Linked DNA regions of Homo sapiens: region 1 is linked to region 2. A link is an interaction called in ENCODE POLR2A ChIA-PET data of the cell type or tissue named here. Cell type or tissue: PC-3. All regions are shown on one strand. Links, peaks and the distances in the headings refer to the core of each region. The heading gives the core; the rest is flanking DNA.

The links. Peaks named below come from ENCODE experiments on the same cell type or tissue, not always from the same donor. Only the 100,000 strongest peaks of a DNase experiment are listed, where the experiment ranks them.
Region 1: POLR2A ChIA-PET joins it to region 2 with 5 read pairs; 2 of 35 experiments call an interaction of 5 or more read pairs at or near these places.

The regions. Positions count from the first base shown.
Region 1 is chr10:33,651,458-33,655,853 of GRCh38, forward strand. No RefSeq gene overlaps it. Among named protein-coding and RNA genes, the nearest start is that of LINC02628, 53 kb to the left of the region's middle. In PC-3, for the core only: no CTCF peak of the experiment used is centred there; a DNase peak (open chromatin) is centred at 2,344; H3K27ac peaks cover 368 bases.
Region 2 is chr10:33,250,927-33,255,322 of GRCh38, forward strand. It overlaps NRP1 (neuropilin 1), which reads right to left. Exons shown (of 17, transcript NM_003873.7): 6 at 3,102-3,268. Among named protein-coding and RNA genes, the nearest start is that of NRP1, 82 kb to the right of the region's middle. In PC-3, for the core only: no CTCF peak of the experiment used is centred there; a DNase peak (open chromatin) is centred at 2,075; H3K4me3 peaks cover 1,156 bases; H3K27ac peaks cover 4,000 bases.

The sequences.
Region 1 (4,396 bases), core at 74-4,073, 400 kb after region 2:
AGAGCTGCAAGTGAACCTATAGAGAGATTTGGAACATCTGGAGATTTTCAAAGGTGGTTGGCCTTCTGCTGTAGACTGACAAAAGGGTTTAAGAAGGACTTGTGGGGTAGTGGGCTGTGGAAGAGAAGAGGGAAAACCCTACCCTGGTTCTCCGAGGTGTTTGGAGAAGGAGAACCTTTGAGATTCCCATAGATCCACATGAAGGATCATGCAATAAGAGAAGGCAGAGGCAGAAGTGTGGGCTGGCTAGGATGCAAGTGGGGAGGCTGAGGCCACAGCCTGCTATCAGGTGAAGAGAGACACAGGCACCCGTCTGTATGGAGGGTCTTCACCACAGAGAGTAAAATTGAGCCCTGCCCCTACCAAAATTTCATAATACTAAAACCACGTACAATGGAGACCTCTATTTCATAGAAGGACCCCTGCTTCCAATGGAAGCTGATGAACCAGAGAGAATCCACAGAATTCCCTGCTCACTGTGCCAGCAGTCATGAAAGATGGTGTCATATCCCACTGTCCCCTCTTCCCCCATCTCAACCTCCCACCCTTTGAGAGGGAAGAAAGAAGGTGTGGGTGCATTGTTTATGGTAGTCTTGGTACTGGAATGGAAGGAGGAAGCAAAGGGCAGACCCTGCCCCTTCTCTTCCAAGTCCCCAGATAGCCCTGCCAAGCTTGAACGAAGGGAAAGGGAAGAACCGAGATTTACATTGAGTCTGAGATTGACATATTAGACTGGATAGGATTTTTTAAAACTTGTTTTATTGTGGTAAACATACATAACATAAAATTACCATTTTAGCCATTTTTAGATATACACTTCAGTGTCATCGCATATATTAATATGGTTGTGCAGCCATCACCGAAACATTTTCTTCATCCCAAGCTGAAACTCTGTACTCATTAAACACTAACTCCCTATTCCCTCCTCTCCCCAGGCCCTGGTAACCTCTATTTCTGTCTGGATAAATTTGCCTATAACAGGTACCTTATATAACTGGAATTATACAGTATTTGTCCTTTTGAACCTGGCTTATTTTATTTAGCCTATTTTCAAGGTTCATCCGTGTTGGAGCATGTGCCAGAATTCAACTGTTTTTAAGGCTACACAATACTCCATTGCATGTATATACAACATTGTGTTTATCCGTTCAAATTGTTGATGGACATTGGGATTGTTTCCACCTTTTGGTGAATAATGCTGCTTTGGACATTGGTGTACCAATGTGTTAGACCATTCTTGCATTGCTATAACAAATACCTGAGACTGGGTAATTTATAAGGAAAAGAGGTTTAATGGGTTTAATGGTCTGCAGGAGCCTGCAAGTCACATGGTGAGAGACGAAACAAGAGGGAGAGAGTGAGGGGGCACACCACACACTCTAAAACAACCAGATCTCAGGGGAACTCACTCACAATTGTGAGGACAGCACCAAGAGGATGGTGCTAAACCATTCATGGGAAATTCATCCCTATGATCCAATCATCTCCTACCAGGCCTCACCCCCAACATTGGGGATTACACTTTAACATGGGATTTGAGGGGGACAAATAGCCAAACTATATCAACTAGTGTCTGTTTGAGTCCCTGCTTTCATTTTATTTTAGGTATCTGCCTAGGAGCGGAATTGCTAAATCCTATGGTAATTCTCTGTTTAACTTTTTGACGAATTGTCAAACTGTTTTCCATATTGGCTGTACCATTTTACATTCTTATCAGCAATGCACAAAGGTTTCAATTTCTCTTCATTCCTCCTCAACACTTCTTTTCTTTTTTTTTTTTTTTTTAAATAATCGTCATCCTTATGGGGACAAATACTCCCTCTTTGATCAGACATTAATTAGGCTGCTGTAAGCCCTCTTTTTCACTGGGCCTTGTCCTTAGCCCTGTCTTTCGCCTGTCTAGTCCAATGGTAGCAAGAATCTTGCTAATTCAGTTTAGCAAGAATCCCCCCACTCTTAATATCTCAGCCAGTTCCTCATCCCCCACCTTTGATGTAGAAGTCCCCAACCTGCCTTCAGCAAGAATCCTAAGTCAGTTCAGCAAGTCTTCCTATCCGTGATGTCACCTGTTTTAGTTTTCTACCCACTGACCCCTCACTCTGCTCATTGGCTAGAAGCCTCCAGCTGCCTTTGCTACCTTGAGCCTGAGCTCTCTCCCCTATTGTGATAGCCTTGACACCTATTGCAATCGTCCTAAATAAAATCTTCTTGCTATTTTAACAAGCTTCAGAATATTTTTTTTCTTTAACAATGAGTGTGAAGTCATATCTCATTGTGGTTTTGACTTGCATTTCCTTAATGGCTATGGATGAGTAACTGGGTGAGCTTTTAATATCTGAAAGTATGTAGCAAACGTGGTATCTGCCTCAAATTTAAGGGACAGGAAAGGGATTTTTGGCAGAACATGGTTGAAGACAAAGTATTTTAAAAAATAAATAAAGACAGGCCAAGTATGTTGGCTCATGCTTACAATCCCAGCATTTGGGAGGCTGGGGTGGGGAATCATTTGAGGCCAGGAGTTCCAGACCAGCCTGGGCAACATAATGAGACCCCATCTATACAGAAACTTTTTTTTTTTTAATTAGCTGGGTGTGCTGGCACACACCTGTGGTCCCAATTACTCAGGCGGCTGAGATGAGAGGATCACTTGAGCCCTGGAAGTAGAGGTTACAGTGAGTTATGATCATGCCACCGCACTCCAGCCTGGGCAACAGAGCTAAACCCTTTGTCTAAAAAAAAAAAATAGGCTGGGCTCGGTGACTCATGCCTGTAATCCTAGCACTTTGGGAGGCCAAGGTGGGCAGATCATGAGGTTGGCGACCAGTCTGACCAATATAATGAAACCCTGTTTCTACTAAAAATACAAAAAATTAGCCAGGTTTGGTGGCACGCACTTGTAGTCCCAGCTACTCGGGAGGCTGAGGCAGGAGAATTGTGTTAACCTGGGAGGTGGAGGTTGCAGTGAGCCGAGTTCATGCCACTGCACTCCAGCCTGGGCTACAGTTGGAGACTCCATCTCAAAAAATAAATACATAAAATACAGTAAAATAAAATAGACATATTTGCCTCTCACCAAGATGAGACTTCTGGACAAACAGGTTCTATCAACACAAACCTCCCCTCTTCTCACATACAGGTGCCCACCATAGGCCCACATCTCTCTCCTTTCATTCTCAAAGCCCAGCGTCTCCATCTCACCACCCTTTTCCCTCTCCCCACATTACAGGCAATCCTTGCTTGGACACAGATTTATAAAAAGCCAGGCCTGTTAACTGTCTTCTAGGGGTAAGAGAAACCTAGGTCTTCAGCACTCAACCAACCTCTTAAGACATCAACACACACAACAAGAAATTGGGTGGAAAGTGAGGTACATGGGGACATTATTTCTTCCTGCCTCCATCCTTAATCCCTCATCTTCAAGCATTCTTTGCTTTTCATCCAAATGAAATCAACTACTACTGGGCAGCTGAATGATGGGGGAGAGGGCACTGGTGAGAAATCCCTAAAGAGAAAGGCAATGCGAGTCTAGTTTTATTGAAATAAAGATGAGGATGTCCCGCCAAGAAGGCAGGGCAAAGTTGGCTGCTGGAATTGCAGACATAAGAACTCTCTCCAAAGCATGCCACTGCACAATCCCCCATGGGGCTAATGTCTGCAAAGTGGCACTGGCCTTTTATGAATTGTATTAATTACACTCTTAAGCCCCATGCAAATTGCAAAATCATTTTTTCCAATTGAGTTAATGAAGCCAGTTTAGTACAGGCACGCTGTCTTTCAGCAGAAAATTAGCCCGGCACATTTGTTTGTAGATAGCAGAAATGTGGTGGAAGGTTTTCCTGGGTTATGACTGCAATACATCCTGGGTTGCCTGCCTTGCAATTTTTCTTCTCTGTGAGTATCATCCATTTCCCTCTGACTGAGCCGGATGTGCAGGGGGACTGTCACACTTTCCGATGGTGTTTTATCCATCACTGGGGAGCTGAAAATTCATTCTCAAAGTTTCGATACTGAGAGATGTTATTATCACTTGGAAACTTTCACTGAAAATAAGAGTCTTTGAAAGTGGTTGACCGCTTCCTGACTGATCTGACCTGCTGACAGCCTCGGCCTCCTTTCCTCAAGAACTCCAGGCAGCAAAAGAGAAACCGTCTCCCTCTCACCTCCCAGGTCTCTGCACAGGCACCATAGCTCTGCAAGGCTTCCTCTGCATTCTTTAGACCTTGCAGTCTGGAAAGCAGCTAGCCTGAACTATTCAATAGGGCCTGTGGCAATTTTGCTGCCCTGGCATTTTCAAACACTTAGGATGCCTTTGTGTGGCTTAGAAAAAGATGTCTTCTCTGGGCAGAGGAATTGCAATTAGCCACCCCTCTGGGAAGCACCTCTTTCTCTGCACTGT
Region 2 (4,396 bases), core at 284-4,283:
TGTGATATGCTTTGGCAGTGAAGGTGGGTGGAAGTTATCCAGCAGGGAGACCCAAGAACCATCATGATGAGCTGCAATCTTCCTCCCTCTGTGATATGGTCAGGCTTTGTGTCCCCACCCAAATCTCATCTTGATTTGTAATCCCCAGCATTGAGGGAGGGGCCTGGTGGGAGGTGATTTGATCATGGGGGCGGTTTTCCCCGTGCTCTTCTCATGATAGTGGGTGAGTTCTCATGAGATCTGATGGTTTTATAAGATGGTTTGGAAGTTCCTCCTTCACTCGCCTCTTTCACCTGCCGCCATGTAAGACGTGCCTGCTTCCCCTTCTGCCATGATCTTAACTTTCCTGCTTCCCCTCTGCCATGATTCTAAGTTTCCTCCCCAGTCATGCAGAACTGAGTCAATTAAACCTCTTTCCTTTATAAATTAACCCAGTCTTGGGTAGTTCTTTATAGCGGTGTGAGAACAGACTAATACACTCTGCCTTGGGGCAGGCAACATTTCAGAGGACGCTGTCCCCCAAGTCTGGGTCCTGGCATGAGAAGATACAGAGCAGACCCCAGCTGGCCCAGCCATAGAACATGGCATAAGCAAGAAGAAAACCCTCTAGTTTTTGGGGTTTGAGTTACCTTGCTTCTCCTGATCATGTTTTCTCATTGGCAAAAAGAGATGGATGATTTGAGATTTTTTTTTCTTCTGGGGCAATCTCAGATTGTGTCTAACTCCAAAGAATGATGTAAATCTGTTCTGTTCACAAATGCTTTGTGAGAGGCCATGTAGTCTTAGTGTTTTTACTGACAAGAGAATTGCCTTGCGCAGAAGAATTGCTACAGTTGCAGTTTCAGAGCTCCTGGAAGACCACCATTTCTACCTTAGTGAGAGCTCCCCACATTACCAAGAATGGGACTACATTACTGATACGGGAGTGCTGGGAAGGCAAGAGCGCGGTCCCTTTAAATGGTACAGAAGGGGGAAGGGAAGTGCAGGGTAGAGAAAGGAGAGTCCCTGGCTAGGGCTCCACCCCCACGGACCAAAGTGAAGACAGGTACTCCTGCTTTCCCGCCTAAATGTTGCATTTTCCAAGACCACCATGGCCCACCACGCCCCCATCCTGGGCCTTTAATAACCCGAGACCCTAGCGGGCAGATATACAAGCGGCTGGATATCGTGAGGAACACATTGGGGGAAGAAGGCACAAGTGGCTGATCGTCGAGAGCCCACCGGTAGAAGAGCACACCAACAGGCACAAGCACAACGACGTGGAGTTTGACCGGAGCTGTTGGAGAAGAGTCCAGGAGAAAACCATCTCCCTTCCGGCTCCCCCAGCAATAAAACCTTGCACGCATTCTCCAAGACCACGTGTGATCCGAATCTTCCCGTACACCAAGGCAAGAAACCCTGGGATACAGAAATCCCTCTGTCCTTGTGATAAGGAAGGGGGTCTAATTGAGCTGGTGAACACAAGCCGCCTATAGACGGCAAAGCAAAAGAGCACCTGTAACACGCGCCCACTGGGGCTGCGGCTGTAAACATTCAGCCTTAGACACTGCCGTGGGGTCGAAGCCCCACTGCCTGCCCATCTGTATGCTCCCCTAGAGGTTTCAGCAGCGGGGCACTGAAGAAGCGAGCCACACCCCTATCGCACGCCCTGTGAGGGACACAAGGAGACCTTTCCTGTTTCATTACCATGCAAACATGCTTAGTGCTGCAAAATGTAAGCTTCCCCCGAGAGGCACATCTGTCAATCATACTGAACTGCCTGTTGGTTTGGGGATGTGGGAAAACAAGTTACCAAGAACTATTTTGACACTGGCAAACTCATTTCATTTCTGTCTTAATCTAGAGATGGATTCAGCAATCCCAAGGTAGACGTCTCATCTTTTCTCACTCTCTACATATTTCTCAGTGTTGGAGGTTAGCGTGAGTTCAGTCTCCTGTAATAGGCCATTTCACTTTAAGTGTATGTTAAACTAATATTGACCTTTCCAAAGTAAAACAAAATCTGCTATTTGTGCTCAAAAGACTGAAGCAGCAATAGATGTGGAAAGTAGAGGATTAATCATCTTGTGGTTTTTTTTTTTTTTCTTGCTTAGAAACTCTCTCTGGGAATTAGTCATTTTATATCTAGCAATAAACGTAAGACAGGATCTGACTATTCTCCTGAAAAGGAAGCCTGGATCCTTCAGCAAATAATCTTTTGTATAATTTGCCCACAGTTTAACCCACAGATCCAGCTATGGATGTTTCATTTAACAGTGAGTGAAAAACTCAGGACTGTCAGCATCAGGCCTTTGGGTGGGAATACCCAGATATCAAGGTTGGGCAAGTGGGCATTAGGAGTGGTGCCGGCGATGAGAGGGGGTAGATTAGACGGCTGGAAAATGGGGTCAGCGGTGGGGATGTGGGGCAGACGAGGTGTCTGTGGGGATATGTAAGTGACAGCAGGAAGGGAATGCCAGAACAAAGCGAGGAAAGCAGAGGTAGCATCACTAATGAAGACACAAATATGTACATTTCATGCCTAAACATGGATATCTCGTCAATGGAGAGTGCCTTCAACCAAACCCCCTTCTTGGATGTGTGCTATATAGACCTACATGGAAAAACACACTCCAACCTTTCCTTCCCTTCTCCTACCCTGAACAAACAGAAACCTATTATTGGAAACAATTATTTCATACACGTCTATAAACAGGATTCATATATTTCATCCAGGAAATAAAAACATGTCAAAATAGGAAGCCCATTAACAGACAGTGTGTAGTTGGGAAAAATCAGATCTTGGAGCTGTTATCAAAGTGAGACACTTGTAGTCACATTCTCGGAAGAGTAGTATATAAGTATCTGAGAAGATAAATGCGTTTTCAGGGATGTCATCTTGGGCCTGCTTTTCTCTGATCGTGTAGCGATGGGCTCATTTTGCAGTGATTTATACCTGATGGCCGTGAACCTATCTTCTCTTGCAGTGATTTATACCTGATGGCCGTGAACCTATCTTCTCATTGGAGGCCATTTGGCACAGTACCACTTTCTTTCAACAACCTCTCTAGATGGTCAAAAACTTATTCAATCCTAGATAGGCTTGATCTTATGCTGCATACCTGTATCCACTCTCGGTAGGAATCCTCTCCGGGAGTCCACCCATTCTCAGGGTAGTTCAGGCGGGAGCGCTCTGCAGACCAGTTGGTGCTATACTGGGAAGAAGCTGTGATCTGGTCAGAATGAATTTCTCCTGATTCCATGCCCAGAGCTTCCATACATTTGAAATCTGAAGGGAAAAACAGGGCCCACAGTCATCAAAATATAGGGGATTTAAGATGCATTTTTCTTTTTTAACTTGATACACCAAAGAGTTCTTTCATTCAAAATTCTTTAAAAAGATGGTAGTAAGGGACTTATTGGAATATAGCACTGATACTTGGATTTTCATGGCAATATTTAAAAATATTATGAAGATCATACAGTGATTAATAATTTTCCCAAGTGGACCTAGGTTGACAAAAAGACTATTTGAAATTTACCAGGAAATGATGAAAATTCTGATTTATTTTCACAGTTGAGTGTGTGTGTTTGTAACTATCTGTGACTCTACCTGTCATATGGGTACACACAAAAAGTTGCATTTAAAATAAAATTTTTGTATTAAATTATTTCTTTTAATATCGAAGAGAATTGAAAAAAGACTCTATGTCTAGTTACAATTCATACTCAATGGATGGTAGAACTTAACTCCCTGTCTTTCAGATTCTACTATTGGCACCCAGACCACCTCTTCCTGACTTCCATTGTTCTTATGCCCCACCTCTGGCCTGCATGACTATTAACATAATTAGTTTATCAAAACACAGTTATGCATTGGGGGTAAACTGCACTGTCACACGGCCCCAAAGCACCACAGTTTTAGAGCATAAAATCATAATGCTCACAACAGTGAGCATAAGAATGATTGCTTTGTTTAAAGAAGCACATTAGGTGGACATGTCCCTGGAGGGAGGGGCCTTCAGCAGGGACGTGGTGTTTCAAGGCCAGTGAAACATCAAAATCTATATTCTCTTAGGCCTAACATCCTCAGTTTGATGATACTGGGAATATGAGCTTTCAGTTTTAGGAAAATGTTTATCCAAAGTACACAAGTGAAAAAAAGCTTTAGAGATTAAAGGGAAGATTCTCAACCATCCAGAAAATCTCAACTAACCAAAATTCCCCATTTTCTGAATTTTCTATCAATAACAGATAAGGTTTTAGGGCATACAAGGTTTTCTTGCAATGGCTTCATATTTTTAAGCTTAGGTTTGTTATTTGTAATATAACAATTATTTACAGGCACAAAAATACATAAATCAATTAAATAAAATACAAATCAGATTTTGAAATTTCACTGGCCTCTTTATTTTCC